2 separate regions of the Homo sapiens genome follow, and region 1 is linked to region 2. The links are chromatin loops, found by intact Hi-C in ENCODE. Cell type or tissue: dorsolateral prefrontal cortex. All regions are shown on one strand. Links, peaks and the distances in the headings refer to the core of each region. The heading gives the core; the rest is flanking DNA.

What was found. Hi-C counts contacts between places; a loop is a spot of excess contacts. Peaks named below come from ENCODE experiments on the same cell type or tissue, not always from the same donor. Only the 100,000 strongest peaks of a DNase experiment are listed, where the experiment ranks them.
Region 1: a loop joins it to region 2, with 1.9 times the contacts of the local background. A loop is called at or near these places in 8 of 110 quality-filtered maps.

What each region holds. Positions count from the first base shown.
Region 1 is chr19:7,777,484-7,792,380 of GRCh38, reverse strand. LOC105372263 (a long non-coding RNA gene) reads right to left here. Exons shown (of 5, transcript XR_001753858.2): 3 at 12,044-12,226; 4 at 11,773-11,839; 5 at 7,197-8,885. It also overlaps the pseudogene CLEC4GP1. Among named protein-coding and RNA genes, the nearest start is that of CLEC4M, 22 kb to the right of the region's middle. In dorsolateral prefrontal cortex, for the core only: no CTCF peak of the experiment used is centred there; no DNase peak of the experiment used is centred there; H3K4me3 peaks cover 1,428 bases; H3K27me3 peaks cover 2,531 bases.
Region 2 is chr19:7,573,979-7,588,875 of GRCh38, reverse strand. No RefSeq gene overlaps it. Among named protein-coding and RNA genes, the nearest start is that of CAMSAP3, 14 kb to the left of the region's middle. In dorsolateral prefrontal cortex, for the core only: no CTCF peak of the experiment used is centred there; a DNase peak (open chromatin) is centred at 6,565.

The sequences.
Region 1 (14,897 bases), core at 3,053-11,052, 200 kb before region 2:
AGATCTTTCCAATGACGTACACTCCCCCTCCTTCACCGTTTCATCCCATACCAGCCGCTTCTTAGATCAAAAGACCGTTCTCAATAAATTGTCAGGCAACCAGAGCTCTGGGTGTTTTGCAGCCTTCACTCTGGCAAATGGCCCCCTGGACCAGCTTTAAAATCTTTATTTTTTTTTTGGAGACAGAGTCTCACTCTGTTGCCCCGGCTGGAGTGCAGTGGCACAATCTCGGCTCACTGCAAGCTCCGCCTCCCGAGTTCACGCCATTCTCCTGCCTCAGCCTCCTGAGTAGCTGGGACTACAGGCACCCGCCACCACACCTGGCTAATTTTTTGTATTTTTAGTAGAGACGGGGTTTCACCGTGTTAGCCAGGATGGTCTCAATCTTCTGACCTCGTGATCCACCCGCCTCGGCCTCCCAAAGTGCTGGGATTACAGGCATGAGCCACCGCGCCAGGCCTAAAATCTTAATTTGTCTTTTCTCATTCTTTGTCACCACTGGACTTTGGCTACCTACGGGTAGTGTTGAGGCTGGACCCCAACAAAAAGTGGCTCCCCCATGCCCATCAGCTACCCGCTCCATGCACGGATCATGTTCCTGTGCCCAGCTAGACCAGAATGTGGAGGTCCTGGGGATAAGGACTGGGTTTGACCCATTCCTGTGTCCCCAGAACCCTCTGAACCACACTCTGTGCCAGGGGGCTGAGAATTTTAACAGTGCTGAGTGGACAACTGCCCCTACCTTCAAGCCCTCCTGGCCTAGTGCAGGTTACCCACTGGGTTTGGAAGCATCATAGGACTATGAGGTCACTTAGAGAGATCAGGGGTCACTCACAAGGTTTACACCAGGGCTTCTGGGATGAAGCTTAGAAGAGCTCACCAGAGGGCCGGGCATGGTGGTTCACACCTGTAATCCCAGCACTTTGGGAGGCTGAGGTGGGTGGATCGATTGAGCTCAGGAGTTTGAGACCAGCATGGGGAACATGGTGAAACCCCATCTCTATAAAAAATACAAAATTGAGCCAGGTGGGGTCGTGCATGCCTCTAATCCCAGCTACTTGGGAGGCTGAGGCAGACAGATCACTTGAGTCCAGGAGTTCGAGACCAGCCTGGGCAACATGGTGAAATCCTGTCTCTACTAAAAAATAAAAAGTTAGCCAGGCATGGTGACACACGCCTGTAATCCCAGGTGCTTGGGAGGCTGAGGCACGAGAATCCCTTGAACCTGGGAGGCGGAGGTTACAGTGAGCTGAGATTGTGCCACTGCACTCCAGCCTGGGTGACAGAGTGAGACTCCATCTCTACATAAATAAATAAATAAATACATACATAAATAAATAAGAGCTCACCAGAGCCAGGAGCCTGGATCCATTTCTCAAACCTTTATTGATGCTCCCCCAGGCTGCAAAGAGAGCTTTGCAGGAAGTACCATTTTCCCCTTTGCGGGAAAGTGCAGGAAAACCAAATAGCTCCATTCCTCAGTTGCCTGACCTTGGCTAGGAGGAGAGGTGGGGTCAGACCACTGGGATCCAGAAATGGAGATTTTGGAGCCAGTGAAGGTTAGGTTAGGTTTGCATGAAGTCAGAGCAGAGGTCCCAGAGTGCAGGCACCGGACAGGGCTGGGCCTGGCCGATTGGTTCTCAGCAGTGGTGGATGGGGAAAAGAAAATCCTTGGCAGTGGGTTCCAGTAGCCGGGATGGTGCACAGCACCCCTTTGGGCACTGGGCACGGCTCTGGGGCACCGGGCGGGGTCAGCACCGTGCCTCTGCTGACAGATCCGGCCAGCCTTCTCATCACGTGGTGGGTCTATCCACAGCCCCATGCCCAGAATCATGACACAGGCCTCGCACCCCCAAAATTCATTGCGTTCCCCCTGTAACCAGTGGCTGCAGTGGTTGAATGGCCGGGCGGGGGGTGATGCTGGGAATCTAAGCTAGGGATGGACCCGGGGCCCCCACTTCCTTCCCAGGCTCTAGCCTGTTTATTGCCTGGGTCTACGCTAGACACCCCAAGTGTCTAACCTGAGTATACACCTGGGATATAACTTACTAACGCCCAGAATTTAACCCAAGGACACTTCCTAGGGTCCAGCCTGCCCATCCCTAAGCATGGAGCCCCAGCCAAGGGGTCCCTGAGATCTGGCCAAAGCATGACTTTTTTTTTTTTTTTTTTTTTTTTTTTTTTTTTTTTTTTTTTTTTTTGAGACGGAGTCTAACTCTGTCTCCCAGGCTGGAGTGCAGTGGCGCAATCTCGGCTCACTGCAACCTCTGCCTCCTGGGTTCAAGTGATTCTCGTGCCTCAGCATCCAGGGTTAGCTGGGATTACAGGCGTGTGCCACCACGCCCGGCTAATTTTTTGTATTTTTAGTAGAGATGGGGTTTCGCCACGTTTCCCATGCTGGTCTTGAACTCCTGACCTCAGGTGATCCGCCCACCTCGGCCTCAAAACATGTCCTCTAGAGTCTAACCTGTGGCCCCCAGGTTTCACCAGGAGCCCTTCCCCTACCTGAAGCTGAGTGGGACTCAGTCCACCCACGAGTAGCCCTGAACCTTGCGCAGGTGTTGCACGGCCCTGCGGCCGATCCAGTATTCACGGGCACTAGTGTCACGACTCAGGAAGTCCTAGAAAGGAGGAGACACCTGAGCCTGCAGAGTCAGACCCGTCCTGCCCCCTCCCCCGGCGCCGCCCCACCGCCCGGCCACGCCCCCTCGGGTGAACGCCGCCTCCTCCTGCGCACCTGCTCCCCCAGGCCCCCTACATCGCCAGATGTGCGCTGGCATCGGCGCAGTGGCCCTGCGCCTCTGCCCACGTGGTCTTCGGCACAGAGAAATAGTAGCAGGAGCCCCCGAAGGGCAGCCACGACGTAGGGCACGGCTCACAGGAACCTGTAGGGTGGCAAGGGTCAGAGAGGTCGAGTGCTTCCAGGGAGAGCGCACCAAGAGGATGCAGGGGGTAGGGGTTTGGCCCCACGGGCTCAGGGGTGGAGCCACAGGACCAGGCCAAGGTCAAAGAGGGGGTCCGGCGACGCACACGGGCAGGGTCCACTTACACCGCACCCCCTCCTACCCCCCCTCACCCTCACTGTTCTGCAGCCTCACGGCCTCCAGCGCCCGGTACAGCTCGGTGCTGACGTCCTCGCGGTCCCTGCCGGCTTCAGCCAAGCCATGGGTCACTGCGGGGTCAAGGGAATGGGGATTTTGGTTGGGCTCAAGGTCAGGACTAGCTAAAGGTCAGGACCCCTGTCCGTGGTCATTGTACCCTCGGTGCCAGCCACCAGGATGGCACAGGGTCAAGGACGGTTACACCTGGGCAGGGTCCGGGTGTGGCCGGCGCTAGGAGTGGCAGTCAAGGTCAGAGTGCAGCGTCAGGGTCAGGACGGGGTGCATGATCAGTGTCAGGGGTCAGCACTCAGGACGGGGTCGGGGTCGGGGTCGGGGGACGCGGCCAGGGCTCAGGGCTGGGGTCGCGTCGGGCCCTCACCGCGCTCACGCAGTTCCCGCAGGGCTCTCTCCTGCTCCATCAGCTTCGCCTGCGCCTCCCCAAGCTCCGCGCTCGTGGTCTGCAGCAGCGCCTGCGTCCCCGAGCCTGGGAGCCGCGGGGTGAGAGGGGCGAGGGAGGCGAGGATGGGGCGGGACTTCGGAGACCAGCCCCCCGCCGCCCCACTCGCCGCAGGCCTCGCCTCCGGCCCCCCTCCCATCCCGGCCACAAGACCCCACCCTTGCGCCCATAGTCTGGGCCGCGCCCCCTCACAGCAGCTGTGGCAGGCTCCCACCTCCTCCTCCAGGGCACCCAGCGCCGCCGTCTGCTTCGAGGCTGGAACGACCCCCATCCCAAAACGCATGCCCGCCGGGTCACTTGGGAGGACTCAGGGGACTCCCTTCCACACCCCGTGGCCAGACTCAGGGACCACAGGGCCCCCACGCACCCAGGACTCCATCTCTGGGGTCTCAGACGCTCCCGCCGCACACGCCCCGGGCGCCCAGGCGCCCGGCTCTGCACACACCGTTTGTCCTCAGCAGGTCCTGGCAGCCGAGCAGCGCCGCGCGCTCCGTGGAGGCTGCGGAGAGAGGCTCCTGCAGGCAAGGCCAGGGACTCGGAAATCCTTCCCTTGCCCGGGGGGTGCGGGGTCCCCCGACTCGGGACCACAGAGCGGGCGGGCAGGCAGGCATATAGCGCACACTATGTGCACACACGCCGATGGGAGACAAACGCGTGGGGACTCGCACACATACGTGCACGCCATGTGCACACGCGTGACTGCAAACGGCCCAAAGATGTACACACACTCTGCTCACGCTCAGACGCGAGCAAGACGCCAGGGCGCAGTTGGTGCGCCATGCAGTGGGGGTTTTGTGTCCCCAGGGGGGCCAGACGCAACCCCTCCCCATTGAGGGTCACTCACCCTTGGACAATAGGATACTCAGAATCACAGCCCACAGTACTGGCGACCAGGACAGCCATGGCCAGGAAGAGGGGTCTCGGGCTCCAGTGCACCCAGCGTCCCCAGTGCCCTGGCAGAACAAGGACGGCATGCTGGGTCCCCCAGGACTGAGCCCTAGAGGCCTGGGTTCCTCTCAGGAAACTGAGTTTCAGAGAGGTTAAGTAACTTGCCTATGGTCACACAGCTTCTAAGTGGCAGAGTTGGAATTGGCCCCTGGTCCAACTGGCTCTGTGTTGTTTTTTTTGCACCCACGACTCTGGCCCGTCTTGGCTCTTCCCTCCCCTCCCCCATCAAACCCCAGACACCGGGGCAGGGATGGGGCAGTCTCCTTGCTCATACCTCCGGGGACCTCCTCGTAGCTCCCGCCCCAGTTGCTGTACCTGGTGGTGTCTATGGCGGTGCAGGCACCGAGACCTGGGCAGAGATATAAATTTCACCCTCGTCCTCACTGGACCTACGCACTCCCTTCCTTCCTTCTCATTTTCTTGGCCTGGATTCCTGGCAACAGGGACCCAAGGACAAATCACAGGGTTGGACCAATCACAGGGTTGGGCCCTTTCTGGGCTGGGCTGGGCTGAGCTGGGCTCGGGGTGAGGTAGTTCCAGCTTCCCGGTCCTCGTCGCTGCAGCTCCATCCCCAGGCTGGTGCTGGAGGCTTCTCTTTGGAGCTTGGACCCCTCTCTTATGGGCCTGGGGCTGGGTTTCCGCCTGAGAGGGACACACTGGACCCGACCAAATTGTAACCCCTGCTGGCTCCTGAGAAAGCCCCCAAGGCGTAGCTCCCCAGGCCAGTTCAGGTCCCTCCTCAGAGGCTGGGTCTGAACCTGACCTTGATTCACTCCCTCTGTGCCAGAAGAGAGCAAACAGAGGTTTTGTTGAGGAGGTGGTCTGCTGAGCTGCAGGACTCTACCACTTGGTGGGTGGCGGATGGGGCTGTGCAGTGTGTAGCTTCAGGAAGCCTCAACTTTCTTTTTCTTTTTTTCTTTTGAGACAGAGTCTCCCTTTGTTGTCCAGGCTGGAGTGCAGTGATGCAATCTCGGCTCACTGCAACCTCCGCCTCCCAAGTTCAAGCGATTCTCCTGCCTCAGCCTCCCAAGTAGCTGGGATTACAGGTGCGTGCCACCACGCTTGGCTAATTTTTGTATTTTTAGTAGAGATGGGGTTTCACCGTGTTGGACAGGCTGGTCTCGAATTCGTGACCTCAGATGATCCGCCTTCCTTGACCTCCCAAAGTGCTGGGATTACAGGTGTGAGCCACGGCGGCCAGCCTAGAAGCCCCAGTTTTCTTTTACCAACCCTGAAAAGAGTACAGTGACGGGGCTTCTCTCAAAGAAACACCGAGAAACAATGAAGTTACGCATGTCTACCCAGAACCATCTCAGGTTCATCAAAAACTCTCAATGTTCATGCATTCTTTCAACAAACATTGAATACCTGCCATGTGCCAGGTATTTTAAAATATTATAACCAGCCGGGCGCGGTGGCTGACGCCTGTAATCCCAGCACTTTGGGAGGCTGAGGTGGGCGGATCACGAGGTCAGGAGATCGAGACCATCCTGGCTAACAAGGTGAAACCCCGTCTCTACTAAAAATACAAAATATTAGCCGGGCATGGTGGCGGGCGACTGTAGTCCCAGCTACACGGGAAGCTGAGGCAGGAGAATGGCGTGAACCCGGGAGGCGGAGCTTGCAGTGAGCCAAGATCGCGCCACTGCACTCCAGCCTCGGGGACACAGCGAGACTCCACCTCAAAAAAAAAAAAATATTATCACCTACATAGAGGAATAAATGTAAAGATTGCAACTACGAAGAGCATTTGCACAGAGTGATTACATTACTAAAATTAATAGAAACAACAAACTAGAAAGTTAATGAAAAATAAAGCCTCTAAAATAGCAACTCAAATTATCGTGTATCTAAGAATCAATAAAGAATGCACCAGAGGCCAGGTGCGGTGGCTCATGCCTGTAATCCCGGCCTTTTGGGAGGCTGAGGCGGGTAGATCGCTTGGGCCCAAGAGTTCAAGACCAGCCTGGGCAACATGGTGAGGCCCTCCTCTCTACAAAAAATACAAAAATTAGTCAAATGTAGTGGCATGCGCCTGTAGTCCCAGCTACTCTGAAGACTGAGGTGGGAGGATCACTTGAGCCCAGGAGTTCGAGGCTCCAGGCTGTAGTGAGCTATGATAGTGCCACTGCACTCTAGCTGGGTAATAGAGGAAGACTGTAAAATAAAAATAAAAAAAATGCACAGGACATATCTGCAGAGAAAAAAATTTAAATTCAATTAGAGAATACTGTAAAAAGGATTTGGATAAAGATAGCTAATGTTTCCAGAGGTCAGAAGAATTAACATAAAAGGGCCAGCCAGGCGCAGTGGCCCACATGTGTAATCCCAGCACTTTGGGAGGCTGAGGCAGGTGGATCACCTGAGGTCAGGAGTTCGAGACCAGCCTGGCCAACATGGTGAAACCTCGTCTCTACTAAAAATACAAATTAGCCAGGCGTGGTGGGCGCCTGTAATCTCAGCTACCCTGGAGGCTGAGGCAGGAGAATTGCTTGAACCGGGAGGCAGAGGTTGGTTGCAGTGAGCTGAGATTGTGCCACTGCACTCCAGCCTGGGTGACAGAGCAAGACTCTGTCCCAAGAAACAAAACAAAAAACAAAACAAAACAAACAAAGAAACACCCACACACAAAAATCAATTGAAAAATGGGCCAGGGGAATGAAAAGGCAATTCATAGAAGAAGCCAAAGATTGAGCACATATTTCAGGAAAGTTTAATGTCTACTTAATTGTAGAAAAAATAATGAGGTACAACCTTATACCAATTAAAATGCAACCATTAAAAAGATGCATAGTATTAAGTGTTGGTGAAGATGTGAGGAAGTGGGAACTGTTGCTCACTGCTGGTGGAAGTATAAATTAGTTCAGTAATTTGGAAAACAGTCTGGAAGTATGTAGTGAAATACAGGTGGCATATACCCTCTGATATTTTAAAAAGAGATACTTTTTAGAGAAGGTTTCTCCAAGGGCATTTACAAGGATGTTCAACACAGTGTTGTTTACAGTAGCAGAGTTGGGGGTAACCTACAAGACCCTGAGCAGGCAAAGAGTAAGTAAAGTGTAGTGAGTACACACATGAAACAAATCGTAATCAACTAGTTGTACAGGCAGCAGCAGTCCAGATTCTTAGTAGCCTAGAGCTGGGAGAAGCAGAAATGATTTGATTCAATAACACACACACACACACACACACACACACATACACACACACTCCAAGTATGTATAAATATTAAGGATATGACTTCACTACTATGAAATCTATGCATGCAACAAAATTACACCTGTACCCCATAAATTTATAGCAATAAGAAAGGCAAATGTAAGCATATTTTCCTTAAAAAACTAATGTAAGGGCATGTATCAAACACATCAGAATGGATGTCTATGGTACAGAGGGAGGAGGAAGGGTTAAACATTAAAAGTTAGCAGTGCTTAGGAGACGCTGAAGGGTTAACAAAACTTAGCTTCCTAGACTCTTCTTTCTAGAAGTTCCCTTGTTCCCAAACCATCTGACTCATCTTGCTTTCATCATCAGAAACGGAGCGCTGAAAGCTGACTTAGCAGCAGGCTTAACCGTAGGGCAGGAACTTTTTGGAGGGCACGCCCTCTTCATTCTGAGGCTTTTAGGGACAGGTGCTCAAAGGGAGGAAATCAGAAAAACTGCAAGGATTGCACAATCTCTGTCCAGGGCAACCATAGGAATGTGTTCTGGGGAAAGGATTTAGATGGCAGTGTTTCATCAGACCTTATGGAGGAGATAGAGGCTCTGCTGGATACACCTGTGGCTGAAGCTGCCTTGGCGAGCCAGGGCGGAGCTGTCCAGCTTAGTGAGGAAGCCAGAAGGCTGCCCATCAATGTCCTGTGCCCAGACCTCGCTGCGGGGTAACTGAGAGCGGAAGAGAGGTCCTAGAAGGAGGCAGCAGACCTCCACATCTATCCCTGGCCCAGGACAAGGAAGGGAGGCCTGTTTCTCAGGCGAGTGGGGAACATGTAACCACGGAATTTGAAGACAATATGATGAGCTTGGGAAGTACAGGAGACTGTGAGGACCACTGGAGACACTGGCTGAGCCTGGAGGATCCGAGAGGGCTTCCTGGAGGAGGTGATGCTTGAGGAGGGAGTCAGAATTATTCCAGAGGAGATAAATAACATTAAAGAACGTTCTCAATACGGTATCAGCACATGCAAGAATAGAGGATAAGGGAACAGGTTGGAGAAGCTGAGACTAATTCAGGGGCAGTCATCTGGGGCTAGGGTGTCAGCTGGGTCACATCACACAAGGACCTGAAGAGCAGGGACAAGAGGTTTGGACAAATGTGGGAAGAAGGTGAAAGTCACAAGATTCAGCTCCAAGGCCATGACCACTCTGGTTTCCATTCTCTGCAGAGATGAGAGGGTTGCTGTAACCAGGGAAGCCAGCCCACTGCAAAGGGCATGTGGCACATTGGTTGTCGCTCTGAATTTTGGCTTTGCTTTTTTATTACGAAGCATGCAAAGAGGTTTGTAGAAACAAATATAAACGCTATGCCTTTCACTCGGCTTTTTCAAGTTTTGACATCTTCATGTATTTCAGATCACCTTAAAAGTAAAGCATCATTACGTAACAAATCATAACAAATAGAGTGGAGGTCCCTTGTACCCCACCCTGCTCCTATTCCCCTCCCCAAGGTAACTGCCCTCCCAAACTTGGTGTTTATCCTATTTAAAATAATTATGCATGTACCCAAGGACAATATTTTGGATTTTTTTTTTTTTGAGAAGAAGTCTCACTCTGTTACCCAGGCTGGAGTGCAGTGGTACGATCTCGGCTCATTGCAACGTCTGCCTCCCAGGTTCAAGCAATTCTTCTGTCTCAGCCTCCTGAATAGCTGGGACCACAGGCACACTCCCCCACACCTGGCTAATTTTTGTATTTTTAGTAGAGACGGGGTTTCACCATATTGGTCAGGCTGATCTTGAACTCCTGACCTCAGGTGATCCACCCACCTCAGCCTCCCAAAGTGTTGGGATTACAGGCATGAGCTGCCATGCCTGACCTATGCTGGTTTGTTTTGCACATCTGAAAACTTTACAGGAGTGTTACCACATGGTCTATATCCTTCCGTAACTTGTTTTTGTCCTCTCTACATTACATTTATGAGATATATCTATTCAATACCCATTATTCATTTAAAAATGAAGACAGGCACAAAAACTAAATGCTTAATAAAGAGAGAACAGAATAAAGCTTTCTTAATTTGAGAAGTGGTAATTTCTGGGATCCTACAGAAATATCTTACATAACACTAAAATATGAGAAACATTTTAGGTAAAATGAAGAACAAATAAAGATGTCCGTGGTTTAGTGGGTTGATTTATAGCTCCCAAAAAGACATGCTGAATGCCTAACCTCTGGTATCTGTGAATGTGACTTTTAAAATTGGGAAACACGGTCTTTTTTTTTTTTTTTTTTTTGAGATGGAGTTTCACTCTGTTGCCCAGGCTGGAGTGCAGTGGTAAGACCTCGGCTCGTTGCAACCTCTGCCTCCCGGGTTCAAGTGATTCTGCTGCCTCAGCCTCTTGAGTAGCTGGGATTACAGGTGTGTGTCACCACGCCCGGCTAATTTTGTATTTTTAGTAGAGACAAGGTTTCTCCATGTTGGTCAGGCTGGTCTCGAACTCCTGACCTTAGGTGATCCACCTGCCTCGGCCTCCCAAAGTGCTGGGATTACAGACGTGAGCCACTGTGCCCAGCCGAGAAATAGGGTCTTTGCTGATGTAACTACATTATGGTGAGGTCATGAGAGTGGTCCCTAATCCAGTATCACTATGTCCTTATATGAGGAGGAGAAAGGTACAGAGAGAAGATTATGTAAAACGGCAAGAGGGAAGAAAGCCACGTGACAAAAGAGGCAGAGAGTCGAGCAAAGGGTCTGCAAGCCAAGGAATGCCAAAGGTTGTCGGCAACTGTCACTGACCTTGATCCCTGTTGTAGTGAACAGAGGATGATAAATGCAGGAATAAAGATAAAGACAAAAAAGTATATTTGGAAAAAGGGGTCGGGGGCTTCTTGCTTCTACTGAACAAGGGCCCTGAGCTTTAAAGCCCTTCACATTTTATTGGGTAAATAAAAGTAAATAAAAGTCCTGGCGTTTTTTCCACTGAGGGGGGGGGTACTGCATTATAAGGTCCTCTCTGTCCTGAGATCTGGCGGCATTCTTTTTCAAAATGTCCAGTTTTTCCACAATTATAACATTTTCCCACTTGAGGGCTTAATCCTTGGCTCCTTTTAGATTTGTCAACTACTAAATCAGCCATTGCTTCCGCTAACATTGCAGAGCGATGAAGCTCAATTCCTACATCCTGACAAGCTCTGAGAAAATTTCCCAAGTTTTTAGTACACCTCACGGGTGCCAGTGCACGTTTACAATCTGCGTCTGCATTCTCAGAAGCTAAAGTTAAGGTTAGCGCCTCTGCGGCAGTGGCATGAGGAATCTGACACTTCACTGCCTCTCGTAATCTTGCAAGAAATTGTGCAGAGGGCTCCTGTGACCCTTCCATGAAAGGTAAAAAGGATTGTACTGGGACTCCCTCTTCAGGAATTGTGGCCCAGGCGCGTTTAGTTCCATTTGATGTTCCAGGTCTGAATAAGGGCCATTACCCAATAGCATATCCTCTGCGATGTCTCCGTGTCCAGCAGCACGATTCTGTCTAACCTGGTCTGTACACATTTCTTGCCCATTTAAATTCCATGTCAGATATGCACTAGCAGACAAGCAAGTTCGAGCCCAGTGTTTTACATCAAAGGGTAGAAGACGCATAGCACCAAATGCAGATTCTGGCAATCCTAAAGTGAATGGGCTCTGTACCCCGATATTAACTACACTGGTTTTTAATTCATTCAACAACTTAAACTCTAGTGGGGTGTGTTCATGAATAAACTGCTGTGGATTATTTGAATCGGGCCTTACGGAAATAGGAAAAGCACAAGGTCCTGAGGGCTCTCCAGCTATGGCAGCAGAGCGTAAAATTCTTTGTATTGGGGTCTCTATTCCTGCTACCGAAGGAGGCGGCACAGATGTTTCTGCAACTGGAGGAGGCAGTATAGGCCAATTTTTATCCTCCCTCTCCTGTTTTTTATTTTCAATTGAAGCTGTGGGTGGGACAACAGATTCTTTCAGATTTTTAGACTCAGCCTGCTGTCCCGCAGAATAATAAGGAGATAACGGCATAAGTACAGTACGAATTAGACTGCAAGTACAGAAAGCAGAAGAATCAACTTTAAGACCTTTTTGATGAGCATGTTTCAATCCTTCTCCCGCTCTGTTCCAGTTTTCCACATCAAGAGTGCCTGCCTGTGGAGACCATGGGTTATGCGTTAATAACCATTTGTGGCTTCTGCAGGAGGTTGGTTAGTATCTGCGAATTAACCTGAGCTCCAGACTGTCTCAACAGAACTTGAAGCAAGTGCACATGTTTTTCTTCAACAGACAAATTCTGCCGCATGTTACCCTGATTCAGAAAACTTCCCGTTCCCAGTACTTCTTTAGGGCACTGACCTTATATCCGCTGCTGGCAGGCTTGTCTCGGGGTCCCCATTCATCTTGTCGTTTTCGGTTCCTCTGCTCCAGCCGACCTTCTTCGTTCACGTCCTCCGGTCTCTGTGTTCAGAAGCCACTTTGCAACGTCCTCAAGTCCCTGTTCTGGGTCGCCACTTTGCCACGGATTCCATCCCTGTTGGACTGAACAAAGGATGATGAATGTGGGAATAAAGATAAAGACAAAAGAGTATATTTGGAAGAAGGGGTCGGGGGGCTCCTTGCTTCTTTCTAGTGAACAAGTACCTTGAGCTTTAGACCCCTTTGCATTTTATTGGGTAAAGGAGATGGGGGCGGGGGGTGGTTGTCAGTCAGCGGCTTGATTTACAGCAGGCTTGCAAGGCTGCATTCTTCGAGCAATAGGCTCTAGATGTCCCAGTAGATAACCCCAGTGAGCGTGGTGCCAGGGAGTGATTGCCCTCAGCAAACCTTCTGGCGGTAGGCGCAGTCGTGAGTTTGCCCACATCCTGCGTTCATGATAAACACTTTGCTGTTTGATCATACAGCTTCCAGTGGAATGCTGAGTTGGTCACGATCCCTTTGGCCTTTTCGGCTCCCAACAGGCAATCACCAGAATCTAGGGAGAGGCAGGGAAGGATTCTCCCCTACATGATTCAGATGGAACATGGCCCTGCTGACACCTTGATTCCAGACTTCTGGCCTCCGGGACTGTGAGATAATAAATTAGCATTGTTTGGAGCCTCCCAGTTCATGGTAGTTGCTTACAACAGCCCCTAGCTGCCTGATACTGGTGGGATAAGGGGCAATTTCCACAATCCTACAGAAACTCCTTAATAATTAAATATGAGAACTGCATTTGGTAAAGTCAAGAACAAAATAAAGATGGCCCTCTTGCTGTTTTCCCAATGCAGTAAGAAAATAAAAAGAAGCCCAGGCACAGTGGCTCACGTCTGTGAATCCCAGCACTTTGGAAGGTCAAGGTGGGAGGACTGCTTGAGCCCAGGAGTTCAAGACAAGCCTCCACAACATAGGGAGACCCCGTTTCTACAAAAAATACAAAAATTAGCCGGGTGTGGTGGTGCACATCTGTAGTTCCAGCTACTTGGGAGGCTGAAGTGGGAGGATTTGAGCCTGGGGGTTTGGGGCTGCAGTGAGCCATGACTGTGCCACTGCACTCCAGTCTGGGCAACAGAGCGAGACCTTGTCTCAAAAAAAAAAAAAAAAAAAAAGACCGGGCGCGGTGGCTCACACCTGTAATCCCAGCACTTTGGGAGGCTGAGGCGGGCGGATCACGAGGTCAGGAGATCGAGACCATCCTGGCTAACACGGTGAAACCCCGTCTCTACTACAAATACAAAAATAATTAGCCAGGCTTGGTGGCGGGCACCTGTAGTCCCAGCTACTTGTGAGGCTGAGGCAGGAGAATGGTGTGAACCTGGGAGGCGGAGGTTGCAGTGAGCTTTGATCGCGCCACTGTACTCCAGCCTGGGAGACAGAGCGAGACTCCGTCTCAAAAAAAAAAAAAAAAAAAAAAAAAGAGAGACAGAAATAAATAAATAAATAAATAAGACCTATAAATATATTGAAAGCAAGAGTCAAAGCTGACTGTAGTTTGAAGCCATAATCACGTATCTAGGAAGTTCTAGAGGCTTAACTTCAGGAGTAATTAGAGCTCACAGCAAGATTTCTCTATAAAAGGAGCAGCTTTGTTTGGTTGAAGTAACGAGTATTTGCAAACGCAGGAGAAAACAAACCCTGTTCACAGGGCAAGAAAAGCTTTTAAACATTAAAGAATAGTCGTAAGAAGAATATGGGTAAATCTCCCATGCTTAACTAAGATCTGAATAAAGAAAGACACAGGATGAGTTTCCCCCCAAAACACTCAGTATTTCAGAAAGGCTATTTCTTCCAAAATGAATTTATAAATCGAATGCTGTAGTGAATTCCTCTAATTTGTGTTGCGTCAGCCCCTTTCTGAATATGTTTGACTCTCCTTCCAAAAACAGGGCTCAGTCAGCCTTGACACAGTTTCCAGTTCCCCACCTGCTCCTAGTTCCTCAATGTGGTTGATCCAGATCTGCTTTATCCAACTTCCCCCCGATGACCACCTGCCTATGGGGCAGCTGGACACAGCCTATTGATTGGCTCTGCAGGCCCCCACACCACCCATCCACATCTTACACGGACTGCAGATATGGTGCAGTGACCACCTCTCAGTCACAGCCTGACCTCCTGAGACTCACGCCTGCTTCCATGAAACCCACCAATTAAAACTCCCTGAGGGAAACCTGTGTGGATAACACCCTGGACCTAATCACGGCATTGTCACACTGGTTGCTTCCCCTCTGTCTCCCTGCAAAAGCTCTCCCTGACCTGTGTGTGTGTGTGTGTGTGTGTGTGTGTGTGTGTGTGTGTGTGTGTGTATATGTGTGTTTGTGGCCTCTGGAAGTGCCATGCCCTCCCTACCCAGGACCCCTAAGTAATACAACCTTTATTTCCACCTCTTGTCTCTCCTAATCATTGAATGGGTTTCCTCCATCCTAAAAATCCTAGAGTAGGCCAGGCACAGTGGCTCTCGCCTGTAATTCCAGCACTTTGGGAGGCCAAGGCAGGCAGGGATCACCTAAGGTCGGGAGTTTGAGACCAGCCTGACCAACATGGAGAAACCCCATCTCTACTAAAAGTACAAAGGAGGCAGAGGTTGTGGTGAGCCAAGATCGTGCCATAGCACTCCAGCCTGGGCAACAAGAGTGAAATTCCGTCTCAAAAAAAAAAAAAAAAAAAATCCTAGAGTAAAACAAATGCTCATCCCAATAAAAATCCTAAATAGATTTTTTGATAGAGCTTTTTTTAA
Region 2 (14,897 bases), core at 3,503-11,502:
CCTGGGCCACACAGTGAGATCCTGTCTCCACACACACACACAAAATACAAAAATTAGCCGGGCGGGGTGGTGCATGCTTGTAGTCCCAGCACTTTGGGAGGCCGAGGCGGTAGATCACTTGAGCCCAGCAGTGCGAGACCAACCTGGGCAACATGGAAAAACCCCATTTCTGTAAACAATACAAAAAATTAGCTGGGTATGGTGGCTTGAACCTGTAGTTCCAGCTACTTGGGAGGCTGAGGCAGGAGCATCCCTTGAGCCTGGGAGGTGGAGGTTGCAGTGACGCGAGTTGTGATCATGCCACTGAACTCCAGCCTGGGCAACAGAGCAAGATCCTATCTCAAAAACAAAAACAAAACAAAAAACCAACATTCTGGGCACGGTGGCTCACACCTGTAATCCCAGCACTCTGGGAGGCTGAGGCAAGCGGATTACTTGAGGTCAGGAGTTCATGACCAGCCTGGCCATCATGGTGAAACCCTGTCTCTACTAAAATACAAAAATTAGGCTGGGCGTGCTAGCTCACGCCTGTAATCCTAGCCACTTTGGGAGGTCGAGGTGGACGGATCACTTGAGATCAGGAGTTCAAGACCAGCCTGGCCAACTTGCTGAAACCTCGTCTCTACTTAAAAGACAAAAATTAGCTGGAAATCGCTTGAACCCAGGAGGCGGAGGTTGCAGTGAGCCAAGATCATGCCATTGCACCCCAGCCTGGGCAACAGAGCGAGACTCCGTCTCAGTAAAATAAAATAAAATAAAATACAAAAATTAGCCAGGCGTGGTGGTGTACACCTGTAGTCCCAGCCACTTGGGAGGCTGAGGCAGGAGAATTTCTTGAACCCAGGAGGCGGAGGTTGCAGTTTGCTGAGATCGCGCACCGCACTCCAGCCTGGGGCACAGAGCGAGACTCCGTCTCAAAAAACAAACAAAACAAAACAAAAAACAAATATTGTGCATGCCAAAGGCCATCCCTGTCCTTGCGCCTCATGACAGTTGCATTTAGATGCAATAGACTAATACGAGTGAAAGAAATCATTTCATGGCCAGGCGCGGTGGCTCATGCCTATAATCCCAGCACTTTGGGAGGCCGAGGCGGGTGGATCACAAGGTCAGGAGATGGAAACCATCCTGGCTAACATGGTGAAACCCCATCTCTACTGAAAATACAAAAAAATTAGCCAGGTGTGGTAGCACGCGCCTGTAGTCCCAGCTACTTGGGAGGCTGAGGCAAGAGAATCACTTGAACCTGGGAAGCGGAGGTTGCAGTGAGCCAAGTTCGTGCCACTGGACTCCAGCCTGGGCGAAAGAGCGAGACTCCGTCTCAAAAAAAAAAAAAAAAGAAAAGAAAAAGATCATTTCACCTAGGGATAAAATATTGGGACAATCACACAGTCTAGCAAAGGAGCTAGTGACAGTCAGGGTGGGAGCTGCTTTTGCTAGGGCAGTTGTCTGGGCAAGCTTCTTCGAGGAGGAGGGAGAGGTAGGGCAGGGAATGGGGCGATGAAAAGAAGCAGATGGGAGAAGAGCATTCTGGGCAGAGCAACTGGCAAGGACAAAGGCCCTGGGGAAGGACCAAGCTGGTGCTCAAGGAAGGGCACTGTCCCTGGAGTGCAGCCAGGAGCAATGCCAGGAGACGCCGGAGGGTGTTTTGCTGCCCAGACTCTCCCTGGTAAAGCACCACTTCTTCATTTTTTTTTTTTTTGAGATGGAGTCTCACTCTGTCACCCAGGCTGGAGTGCAGTGGCACAATCTCAGCTGACTGCAACCTCTGCCTCCCATGTTCAAGCAATTCTCGTGCCTCAACCTCCCGAGTAGTTGGGAGTGCAGGCGCACGCCACCATGCCTGGCTAATTTTTGTATTTTTAGTAGAAATGGGGTTTCAACATTTTGGCCAGGCTGGTCTTGAACTCATGACCTCAGGTGATCCGCCCGCCTCAGCCTCCCAAAGTGCTGGGATTACAGGTGTAAGCCACCACACACGGCCCCATTCTTTTTTTTTAAATTTTTATTTATGTATTTATGTATTTATTTATTTTGAGGTGAAGTCTCACTCTGTTACCCAGGCTGAAGTGTGGTGACAAGATCTCAACTCATTGTAACCTCCACCTCCTGTGTTCACATGATTCTCGTGCCTCAGACTCCTGATTAGCTGGGAGTGCAGGTGCGTGCCACCATGCCCGGCTAAGTTTTTGTATTTTTAGTAGAGATGGAGTTTCACCATGTTGCCCAGGCTGAAAAATAAAACATTTAAAAATTAGCCAGGTATGGCGGTGCATGCCTGTGGTCCCAGCTGCTTGGGAGGCTAAGGCGGGAGGATCCCTTGAGCCCAGGAGTTTGAGACTGCAGTTAGCTATGATTGCACCACTGTACTCCAGCCTGGGTGACAGAGAGAGACCCTGTCAAAAAAAAAAAAAAAATGACGTCGGATGATTATAATCCGAAATATAAAATGAATATTTGTGAGTCCATGCTGATGTCAAGAAATGAGCAGGCCAGGCATGGTGGCTCACGTCTGTAATCCCAGCAGTTTGAGAGGCCAAGGCGGGAGGATCGCTTGAGGCCAGCAGTTCCAGACCAGCCTTTACAACATAGCGAAACTCCATCTCTACTAAAAATAAAACAAATTAAAGAAATTAGCTGGGTGTGGCAGTGCACACCTGTAATCCCAGCTATTCAGGAGGCTGAGGTGGGAGGATTGCTTAAGAGTGGGAGGTTGGGGCTGCAGTGAGCCGTGTTTGCATAAGTGCACTGCAGCCTGGGCAACAAAAAAAAAAAAAAAAAAAAAAAAGGAGCACATAATTTCATAATAGGGGATGAGGGACTTCTTCCCCTGCAGAAGAATTTCAAATAATTCATGTAGATGCTCTGCCCTCAAGGAGTGGAACGTAACTCTCCAATCCTTAGGTGTAAGCTACACGGGGTGCCTTCCTTCCAAAGATCACAGTATGGAAGGAGGAAAGAGGAAAAAAAAGAATAACTTTACAGTGGAGAAACCTAACACACTACTCCAGCAGACAGTCAAAGACAACCTTGACAGTCAGAAATTATGTTGTTAGTATGTACTTTTATTTATTTATTTATTTTGAGACACAGTCTTGCTGTGTTGCCCAGACTGGAGTGCAGTGGTGCGATCACAGCTCACTGCAGCCTCCACCTCCTAGGCTCAAGCAATCCTCCCACCTCAGCCTCCTGAGTAGGTGGGACTACAGGTGGGTGCCACCACACCTGGCTATTTTTTTTTTTTTGAGACAAAGTCTCATTCTGTCACCCAGGCTGCAGTGCTGTGGCGAGATCTGGGCTCACTGCAACCTCTGCATCTTGGGTTCAAGTGATTCTCCTGCCTCAGCCTCCTGAGTAGCTGGGATTACAGGCACACACCACCAAGCCTGGCTAATTTTTGTCTTTTTAGTAGAGACGGGGTTTCACCATGTTGGCCAGGCTGGTCTCGAACTCCTGACCTCAGGTGATCCGCCCATCTCCACCTACCAAAGTGCTGGGATTACAGGCGTGAGCCACCACACCCGGCCTCACATGACATTTAGTCATCACTTCTCCTTCCATTCAACTGGGACAGTTTCTCAGGAACTGAGAGGCTAAGGCTGGAGAATTGCTTGAACCTGGGAGGTGGAGGTTGCAGGGAGCCAAGATCACGCCATTGCACTCCAGGTTGGGTGACAGAGTGAGACTCTGTCTCAAATAAATAAATGTGAAATCCTGCATGGGATCCTGGGACAGAAACAGGGCATTAAGGGAAAGCTGAAGAAACTGAATGAAGAATGGACTTTAGTTACTAAAAATGTATCCATATTGGTTCATTCCTGGGAGGCGGAGATTGCAGTGAGCTGAGATCGCACCCCCTCCTCTCCAGTGTGGGCAGCAGAGCGAGACTCTGACTTAAAAAAAAAAAAAAATTGGTTCATTGATTGTATCAAATGTGCCATACCAGTGTAAGATGTTAATAAAAGGGGAAATTGTATTGTGTATGTGTTGGGGGAGAATGAGTGTACTCAAACTCTCTGTACCATCTACTTGATTTTTCTGAAAATTTAACACTGTTCTTTAAAAAGTCTATTAGCTGGGTATGGTGGCACAAGCCTGTAGTCCCAGCCACTCAGGAGGCTGAGGTGAGAGGGTCACTTGAGCCCAGGAGTTGGAGGCTGCAGTGAGCTGTGATCGCACCACTGCACTCCATCCTGGGCAACAGAGTGAGACCTTGTCTCCAAGAAAATGAAAATAAAAGGCCGGGCGCGGTGGCTCACACCTGTAATCCCAGCACTTTTGGAGGCCAAGGCGGGCAGATCACCTGAGTTCGAGAGTTTGACACCAGCCTGACCAACGTGGAGAAACGCCCGTCTCTAATAAAAATACAAAGTTAGCCGGGCGTGGTGGCGCATGCCTGTAATCCCAGCTACTCTGGAGGCTGAGGCAGGAGAATTTCTTGAACCTGGGAGGCGGAGGTTGTGGTGAGCCGAGATAGCGCCATTGCACTCCAGCCTGGGCAACGAGAGCGAAACTCCATCTCAAAAAAAAAAAAAAAAAAGAAAATGAAAATAAAAAAATAAAAAATTCTATTAATACAGGAAGGAATTTAAAAGGCATGCAGAACATGAGCCCAGCTGTCATAAAATTACTGTGTGAAATTACTATAATGATTCTATTTATTTATTTATTGAGAGAGGGTTTCACTCTGTCACCCAGGCTGGAGTGCTTCACTCTGTCACCCAGGCTGGAGTGCAGTGGTGTGATCATGGTTTGCTGCAGCCTGGACCTCCCAGGCTCAAGCAATCCTCCCACCTCAGCCTTCCAAGCAGCTGGGACCACAAGCATGTGCCACCACATCTGGCTAATTTATTTTTTATTTTGCAGAGATGGGGTCTCGCTATGTTGCCAGGCTGCACTAGAACTCCTGGGCTCCAACGATCCTCCTGCCTCGGCCTCCCAAAGTCCTGGGATCACATGCATGAGCCACTGTACCCAGCCTTTAAAGGTTCTAAAAGCTGGCCAGGGTGCGGTGGCTCATGCCTGTAACCCCAGCACTTTGGGAGGCCGAGGCAGGGAGATCACCTGAGGTCAGGAGTTTGAAACCAGCCTGGGCAACATGGTGAAACCCTGTCTCTACTAAAAATACAAAAATTAGCCAGGCATGGTGGTGCAAGCTATTCCAGAGACTGAGGCAGGAGAATCTCTTGAACCTGGGAGGCGGAGGTTGCAGTGAGCCAAGATTATGCCACAGCACTCCAGCCTGGGCGGCAGAGTGAGACTCCGTCTCAAAAAACATAAATAAAAATAAAGATTCTGAAAGCTTTTTTTTTCTGGACTCTCTCATCTAAATGGGAAATCAACAGCTTGGGGACCAGCTGCAGTCTGCAGCTCACACTTCGGGTAGTACAAGTACAGGTTTTCTTGATCACGGCACTATTGAGATGTAGAATATTTGGATAACTCTTTGCTGTGGGGGCCATCCTGTGCATTGCATGAAGTTTAGCAGCACCCTTGGTCTCTACCTACCAGATGCCACTAGCAGCCCCCTCCAGTTGTGACAACCCAAAATGTCTCCAGACATTGCCAAATGTCCCCCAGCAGGAGGAATCATCGTCCCCTTAAAAACCATGAACAGGTTGGGCTCAGTGGCTTACTCCTGTAATCCCAGCCCCTTGGGGGGCCGAGGCAGGCGGATCACTTGAGGTCAAGAGTTCAAGACCAGCCTGGCCAACATGGTGAAACCCCATCTCTACCAAGAATATAGAAAAAAGTAAGCTGGGCATGGTGGTGCACACCTGTAATCCCAGTTACTCAGGAGGCTGAGGCAGGAGAATCGCTTGAACCCGGGAGGCGGAGGCTGCAGCGAGCTGTGATTGTGCCACTACATTGCAGCCTGGGTGACAGAGCAAGACTCTGTCTCAAAAAAAAAAAAATAGAAAGAAAGAAAGAAAGAAAGAAAGAAAGAAAGAAAGAAAGAAAGAAAGAAAGAAAGAAAGAAAGAAAGAAAGAAAGAAAGAAAGAAAGAAAGAAAACTGCGTACATACGGATGACAAAATCAAACCTGAAAGCTCGGTCCAGAAAAACCCATGCACATCTGTGAGCTTCAGGTTGCCCTTAGGGGACCCGGTGTTGCCAAGACAATTTCAGGTAGACCACAGAGGCTTCAGTAACGAGGTCAGCCCCAGGGTGTGGCTTTGGGGCCGGGGAGCACGCACGGGTGCAGAATGTGTTGGGAGATGGAATTGGCAGGGCTTGCTGGTGGATGGGAACAGGCGGCCAGGAGAGGGAGGGCGGAGTCTTGGAAGATGCCCAGATCTCTGCCTTTCGCAAGCAGGTAGATGGTGGTGCTGCATGCTGAGATGGGGACAGGAGATGAGGGGCCAGGCTGGGTGGGGAGGATGAGTTTCGTCTTGGACAGGTTGAGTTTCACATCCCGGAGGGCCACCAAGGAGGCCAGAAATTTGTCATCTTTACCACATGATGATGAGAGCGGGCCCAGGCACCTCCACCAATACACAAGATCCCCAAAAGAGTGAGAGGAGTGAGCTATGATCACACCACCGCATTCCAGCCTGGGTGACACAGCAAGACCCTATCGCTCTTTGAAACAAAAAGCAAAAAAGGCCGGCGCGGTGGCTCATGTGTGTAATCCCAGGACTTTGGGAGGCCAAGGTGGGTGGATCACTTGAGGCCTGGAGTTCAAGACCACCCTGGCCAACATGGTAAAACCCCATCTCTATTAAAAATACAAAAAAAAAAAAAAATTAGCCAGGCGTGGTGGCGGGCGCCTGTAGTCCCAGCTACTCGGGAGGCTGAGGCAGGAGAATGGCGTGAATCGGGGAGGTGGAGCTTGCAGTGAGCAAAGATCGTGCCACTGCACTCCAGCCTGGGCGACAGAGCGAGACTCTGCCTCAAAAACAAAAACAAACAAAAATTAGCTGGGCGTGGTGGCGCTTGCCTGTAATCTCAGCTACTCAGGAGGCTGAGGCACGAGAATCACTTGAACCTGGGAGGTGGAAGTTGCAGTGAGCCAAGATCATGTCACTGCACTCCCGCCTGGGTGACAGAGCAAGACTCCTTCTCGAAAAAAAAAAAAAGCTCTGAAGCTGTGAAACGACATCAAAGAAACTTAGGTGCATATGGCTAAGTGAAAAACACAGTCTGAAAGGGCCACTTATTGTGTACTTCTCCAACTCCACGACATTCTGGAAAAGGCAAAACTATGAAGATAGTAAAACCTCAGTGGTTACTAAGGGTTAAGAGGGAGGACAGATGAGTAGGTGGAATGCAGAGGATGTTTAGGGCAACGAAACTACTCTGTATGACACTATAATGGTGGGCCGGGCGCAGTGGCTCACGCCTGTAATCCCAGCACTTTGGGAGACCAAGGTGGGCGGATCACCTGAGGTCAGGAGCTTGAGACCAGCCTGCCCAACATGGTGAAATCCCGTCTCTACTAAAAATACAAAAAATTAGCCCAGCATGGTGGCGCGCGCCAGTAATCCCAGCTACTTGGAAGGCTGAGGCAGGAGAATCGCTTGAACCCAGGAGGCGGAGGTTGCAGTGAGCTGAGATTTCGCCATTGCACTCCAGCCAGGGTGACAGAGCGAGACTCTGTGTCAAAATAAATAAAATAAAATAAAATATAGATAATATCCACAAATACATACTCAAATATTTACAAAGGTAACCAGTAATACCCACAGAATTGCATGCATTAACGCGAACATCTGCGCACGTGCACACACACATCAATACATTCATGCAGATGCTCACTACTGATGTAGGTCAAGGGAGAGACATTATTTCAAGTGTGCTCTCCGTCATTTATATGTCCTTGATAGGAAGAAACTTCCTTTCCCTCCCTCTGGTAGAAGGAGGTGTTTGGGCAGACAGAGGCGAGAAAGTGACTTTGGTAGATTAAAAAAAAAAAAAGACCAAGGTGATTGAGAGTGGGGGAGACGTGCAGAGATAAGGGGGCTCCAGCTGCTCTTTTCTTTTCTTTTTGAGACAGGGTTTCTGTTTCGCAGGCTGGAGTGCAGTGACACGATCATAGCTCACTGCAGCCTCGACCTTACAAGCTCAAGCGATCCTCCCACCTCAGCCTCCCAAGTTGCTGAGACCACAGGTGGGTGCCACCATGCCCGGCTAAGTTGTTTTTTAAAGATAGGATCTCGGCCGGGCGCGGTGGCTCAAGCCTGTAATCCCAGCACTTTGGGAGGCCGGGGCAGGCAGATCACGAGGTCAGGAGATCAAGACCATCCAGGCTAACACAGTGAAACCCCATCTCTACTAAAAATACAAAACATTAGCCGGGCGTGGTGGCAGGCGCCTGTAGTCCCAGCTACTCAGGAGGCTGAGGCAGGAAAATCGCTTGAATCTGGGAGGCAGAGTTTGCAGTGAGCTGAGATTGCGCCACTGTACTCCAGCCTGGGTGACAGAGCGAGACTCTGTCTCAAAAAAAAAAAAAAAGATGGGGTCTCATTATGTTGTCCAGGCTGGTCTCAAACTCCTGGGCTCAAACTAACAGTCTGCCATGGCCTCCCAAAATGCTGGCATTACAGGCATGAGCCACCACGCCCAGCTGGAAGCTTTTTTGATATTGGTGAAGCCAACAGGAGCCCAACACAAATGAATGTCTGTATCATCCTCTGAAACTGTGGTATCTTCTTGTCCTTATCAACCATGCAGATACACAGGAAAAAGCAAATCACATACAAACTTTGGGGTTTCATGATACCTCCGTGTACCAAGACTACACGGTGCAGGAGTTTCTGGGCTCTGCAGATCCAGACCCTCCAAGTCATGGTCAAGAGTAGGAATACAAGGCTGGGTGTGGTGGCTCACACATGTAATCCCAGCACTTTGGGAGGCCAAGGCGGGTGGATCACTTGAGGCCAGGAGTTCAAGACTGGCCTGGCCAACATGGTGAGATCCCGTCTCTACTGAAATACAAACATTAGCTGGGCATAGTGGTGCATGCCTGTAATCCCAGCTACTCAGGAGGCTGAGACAGGAGAATCACTTGAACCTGGGAGGTGGGTGGAGGTTGCAGTGAGGCGAGATCATGCCATTGCACCCGAGCCTGGGAGACAGAGTGAGACCCTGTCTCGAAAAAATAAAATAAAATAAAATACAAAAAAGTGGTACACACCTATAATCCCAGCTACTCAGGAGGCTGAGGCAGGAGACTCGCTTGAACCCAGGAGGCAGAGGTTGCAGTGAGCCGAGATGGTGCCATTGCACTCCAGCCTGGGGGACAGAGCAAGACTCTGACTCAAAACAAACCAACAAACATAGATTGGGAATACAGGTGTGCCAGTGATATAAATGAAGCTCCATGGAATGTGAGACATGGGTTGAGGATGTGGCCCTGGGAGGGGATGGAGGAGAAAGAGGAGGCTCTGAGCTTCCAGGGAGGGAGGAAATCAAACTAACAAGGGAACAAAGGCTTTGGGAAGGTGGGAGTAGTCTCCAGTGTCTTGGGCTGGCCTGGAGGCTGTGTGAGATAAGAAGTGGGTGGTTGCATTGGATCTCGGGACACGGCGTCCTATAGTGACCTCGGGGAAGACAGTCTTAGCGGTATGTGTGTGGGAAGGCAGGAAAGAGGGTGTCCGATGAAGAAGTCAGTGAGAGGAGTCAGTGAGGGAGGTTTTACCTAAAACCTCCCCTCCTAAACCTCTCTGCATCATCACCCACCATCCATTCTTTTTTTTTAATTGTTTTATTTTTTGAGACAGAATCTTGCTCTGTCATCTAGGCTGGAGTGCAGTGGTGCGATCTTGGCTCACTACAACCTCTGCCTCCTGGATTCAAGTGATTCTCGTGCCTCAGTCTCCAAAGTAGCTGCGATTACAGACACCCGCCACCACGCCCAGCTAATTTTTGTATTTTTAGTAGCGATAGGGTTTCACCATGTTGGCCAGGCTGGTCTCAAACTCCTGACTTCTGGTGATCCACTTGCCTCAGCCTCCCAAAGTGCTGAGATTACAGGTGTGAGCCACCGCACCTGGTGGCCACATCACTCCTTTTGAGGTAGGAAGCAGGACTGGACTCCCGAGATGGGGCTAAGAGCCTGGACCAGACTGAAGGCTAGCTGAAACAGCCTGGGCACGGTGGCTCATGCCTGTAATCCCCGCACTTTGGGAGGCTGAGGCTGGTGGATCCCCTGAGGTCAGGAGTTCAAAACCAGCCTGGCCAAGATGAGGTAACCCCATCTCTACTGAAAATATGGGCGTGGTGGTGGGCACCTGTAATCCCAGCTACTTGGGAGGCTGACCTGGGAGTCAGAGGCTGCAGTGAGCCAAGATCACACCACTGCACTCCAGCCTGGGCAGCAGAGTGAGCCTCCGTCCCCCAAAAGCAAACAAACAAAAAACACTAGCTGAAACGGGGAACAGGTGAAAGCACCTCTCCCTAAGACATGCCCTCCAGTGTGCCATGTCAGTTTACCATTGCCATAGCAACACGCAGAACTTACCACCCGTTTCCATGGCAGTCACCCAGAAGTTACCACCCTTTTCTAGAAATTTCTGCATAATCTGCCCCTTCCTTTGCATGCAATTAAAAGTAGGTATAAGTCTCACTGCAGCACTGCCTCTCAGCTGCTATTCTGGGCTCCCTGCCTATGGGGCAGCCCTGCTCTGCCAGGAGCAGAACCTCTGCTACTGCTGTCACTTCAGTAAAACTTACACCACCAGCTCACCCTTGAATTATTTCCTCGGTGAAGCCAAGAACCCTCCCGGGCTAAGCGCAAACTTTGGGGTCTGCCTATCCAGCATCCCTTTCCTCTCTCCTCTCCCAAGCGGTTCTCTCCTGCACTCCCATCCTTCCTCCTTCGGTGTCCTCTTTTTTGTTGGTTTTTTGTCTTGTTTTGTTGAGTCGGAGTTTTCCTCAGTCACCCAGGCTGGAGTACAGTGGCACGATCTCGGCTCACTGCCACCTCTGCCTCCCAGGTTCAAGCCATTCTCCTGCCTCTGCCTCCCAAGTAGCTGGGACTACAAGTGTTAGCCACCACCATGCCCGGGTAACTTAATTTTTTTAATTTTTTTAGTAAAAATAGGGTTTCACCATGTTGGCCAGGCTGGTATGAAACTCCTGGCTTCAAGTGATCCACCCACCTTGGCCTCCCAAAGTGCTGGAGTTACAGGCGTGAGCCACCACACCTGGCCTATTGGCCTGCCTTTCTTTCTTTTCTTTTCTTTCCTTTTCTTTCTTTTTCTTTCTTTCTTTCTTTTTCTTTCTTTCTTTCCTTCTTTCTTTCTCTCTCTTCCTTCCTTCCTTCCTTTCTTCCCTTCCCTTCTCCTTCCTTCCCCTTCCTTCCTTCCTTCCTTCCTTCCTTCCTTCCTTTCCTTCCTTCCTTTCTTTCTTTCTTTCCTTCTTTCCTTCCTTCCTTCCTTCTTTCTTTCTCCTCTCTTTTTTTCCTTCTTTCCTTCTTTCTTTCTGACAGAGTCTCACTCTGTCACCCAGGCTGGAGTGCAGTGGCGTGATCTCAGCTCACTGAAACCTCCACCTCCCGGGTTTAAGCGATTCTCCTGCCTTAGCCTCCCAAGTAGCTGGGATTATAGGCACCCACCACAATGCCCAGCTAATTCTTGTATTTTTAGTAGAGATGGGGTTTCACCACGTTGGCCACCATGTTGGCCAGGCTGGTCTCGAACTCCTGACCTCAGGTGATCCACCCGCCTCGGCCTCCCAAAGTGCTGGGATTACAGGCGTGAGCCACCACGCCCAGCCAGTGTCCTCATTTTCTGTTTCTTGTCCACCTTCTATCTTTCCCCCAAACACTATCCCTGTTGTGGAATTATAGACTATTCCAAAAGAACAGAGCCTTAAACATCTGCTAGTCCAAACCTTTCCCCGGAGCTCACAAAATTCAGCCTATCCTTGATTCTTTCTGTGAACAGGGAGCTCATTATTGAGAAAAGCCATATTTTCCAGCTCTGTTGACCACACAGTTATTCCTTTAGCAGATTCATGCATACAGTAAATACTCAATTGATGTTTGTGGAATCTGTTTCCTGGCCCTTCTGGTACTTTCTGAGCCCCCATCACCCTGACTTACCTTTCAGTATGCTCTCCTCACTTCTCAACTTCTCTACTAAGTTATGTATCCTAAGGCTGGGTGCAGTGGCTTATGCCTGTAATCCCAGCACTTTGGGAGGCCAAAGCGGGAGGATCGCTTGAGCCCAGGAATTGGAGACCAACCTGGGCAACAAAGGGAGACCCACATCTCTACAAAAGATTTAAAAAATTAGCAGGGTGTGGTGGAGCACCTCTGTAGCTACTTAGGAGGCTGAGGCAGGAGGATGTTTTGAGCCCAAGAGTTTGAGGCTCCAGTGAGCCGTGATCACGCCACTGCACGCCAGCCTGGAAAACAGTGAGACCTTGTCTATATATATATCCTAGATGTAAACATCATTTTCAAGGTGTGAAGTGACTTGCAGTCGTCATAGAGTTTATTATTTTATTACTTATTTTATTTTATTTCATTTTGAGACAGAGTCTCGCTGTGTCACCCAGGCTGGAGTGCAGTGGTGCGATCTTGGCTCACCGCAACCTCTGCTTCCCAGGTTCAAGCAATTCTCCTGGCTGAGCCTCCCAAGTAGCTGGGATTACAGGTGCCCACTGCCATGCCCAGCTAATTTTTTTTTTTTTTTTTTGAGACGGAGTTTCGCTCTTGTTGCCCAGGCTGGAGTGCAATGGCGCAATCTTGGCTCACTGCAACCTCCGCCTCCCGGGTTCAGGCTATTCTCGTGCCTCAGCCTCCCGAGTACCTGAGATTACAGGCATGCGACACCACGCCTGACTACTTTTGTATTTTTAGTAGGGACGGGCTTTCTCCATGTTGGTCAGGCTGGTCTCGAACTCCTAACCTCAATTGATCTACCCACCTCGGCCTCCCAACGTGCTCGGATTACAAGTGTGAGTTACTGCGCCTGGCCTGGCCATATATATATATTTCTATAAACTTATTTATAATAAATATATTAACATATATTTATTAATGTATTTGTTAAATATATATTAATAAATATATAAATAAATATATATTAATAAATATATAAATAAATACATATTAATAAATATATAAATAAATATATATGAATAAATCACCAAGCAACTAATGTGAACAAATCTGTCCCTTAGGGGCAGAAACTTACCACAGGGAGGGACTTCGTGTGGTGGATTGTAGAAGTAATAATTCCCGGTTTGTTCACATCTGCTCGTATCCACGCCCTTGGGGAGTCCCCTCCCATGCTGACTCAGGGTTTGGCCATATGACTTATTTTGGCCAATGGGACAATAGAAAATGTGAGAGAAGCAGAGGCTTGAAAAGCATTTGCACACTGAGGTAAAAGAGGGGATATCACTACAGTCCCTATGGACATTAAAAGGATAATGAGGAAATTTTATGAACAACTCTGTGGCAATAAATTTGACAATTTACCTGACATAGACAAGTTCCTCAAAATGCAAAACCACTACGCCTTTATTTTATTTTGAGATGGAGTCTTGCTCTTGTCACCCAGGCTGGAGTGCAATGGCACAACCTTGGCTCACTGCAAACCTCCACCTCCCTGGTTCAAGCGATTCTCCTGCCTCAGCCTCCTGAGTAGCTGGGATTGCAGGCACCTGCCACCATGCCCGGAAAGAAAAGTACAGACCAATATTCTTCAGGAACATCGATACAAACAATCCATCACAAAATATTAGCAAATTGAGTCCAGGAGTATATAAAGAGGAAAACATGTCCTGATCAAGTGGAATTTGTCCGAGGGATACAAGGTGGGTTCGGCATTTGAAAATCAATCAATGGGACTGGGCAAGGTGGCTCAGAGAGAGACTCTGTTTAAAAAAAAAAAAAAAAAGTGGCCGGGTGTGATGGCTCATGCCTGTAATCCCAGCACTTTAGGAGGCTGAGGCAGGTGGATCACCTGAGGTCAGGAGTTCGAGACCAGCCTGGCCAACATGGTGAAACCCCGTCTCAACTAAAAATAAAAAAATTAGCTGCGTGTGGTGGCAGGCACCTGCAATCCCAGCTACTCGGGGGACCAAGGCAGGAGAATCGCTTGAACCCGGGAGGCGGAGGTTGCAGTGAGCTGAGATCGCGCCAGTGCACTCCAGCCTGGGGGATAAGAGGGAGACCTTGTCTCAAAAAAATAAATAAAATAAAATAAAATCAATCAATGGAATTGCCAAATTAAGAGATTAAACAAAGAAATACATGAAACATGGCTAATATCATACTTAATAGTAAGACTCAATGTTTTATCCTAAGATTGGAAACAAGGTAAGGATGTCCAGTTTTGTTTTGTTTTGTTTTTTTTTTGAGACAGTCTCTCTGTCGCCATGCTGGAGTGCAGTGGCGCGATCTCAGCTCACTGCAACCTCTGCCTCCCAGGTTCAAGCAATTCCCCTGCCTGAGCCTCCTGAGTAGCTGGGATTACAGGCGCGTGCCACCTTGCCTGGCTTCTTTTTTTTTTTTTTGTATTTTAGTTGAGACGGGGTTTCACCATGTTGGCCAGGATGATCTCGATCTCCTGACCTCGTGATCTGCCCACCTCGGCCTCCCAAAGTGCTGGGATTACAGGCGAGAGCCACCGCGCCCAGCCTGGTTTTTGTTTTGTTTTTTGAGACAGGGTGTTGTTGCTTTGTCCCTCAGGCTGGAGTGCAGTGGCACGATCTCATCTCACTGCAACCTCTGCCTTCCAGGTTCAAACGATTCTCCCAACTCAGGCTGCCAAGTAGCTGGGATTACAGGCACATGCCACCACACCCAGCTAATTTTTGTATTTTTAGTAGAGACGGGGTTCCGCATTGTTGGCCAGGCCGGTCTCGAACTCCTGACCTCAGGTGATCCGCCCACCTTGGCCTCCCAAAGTGCTGAGATTACAGGCGTGAGCCACCATGCC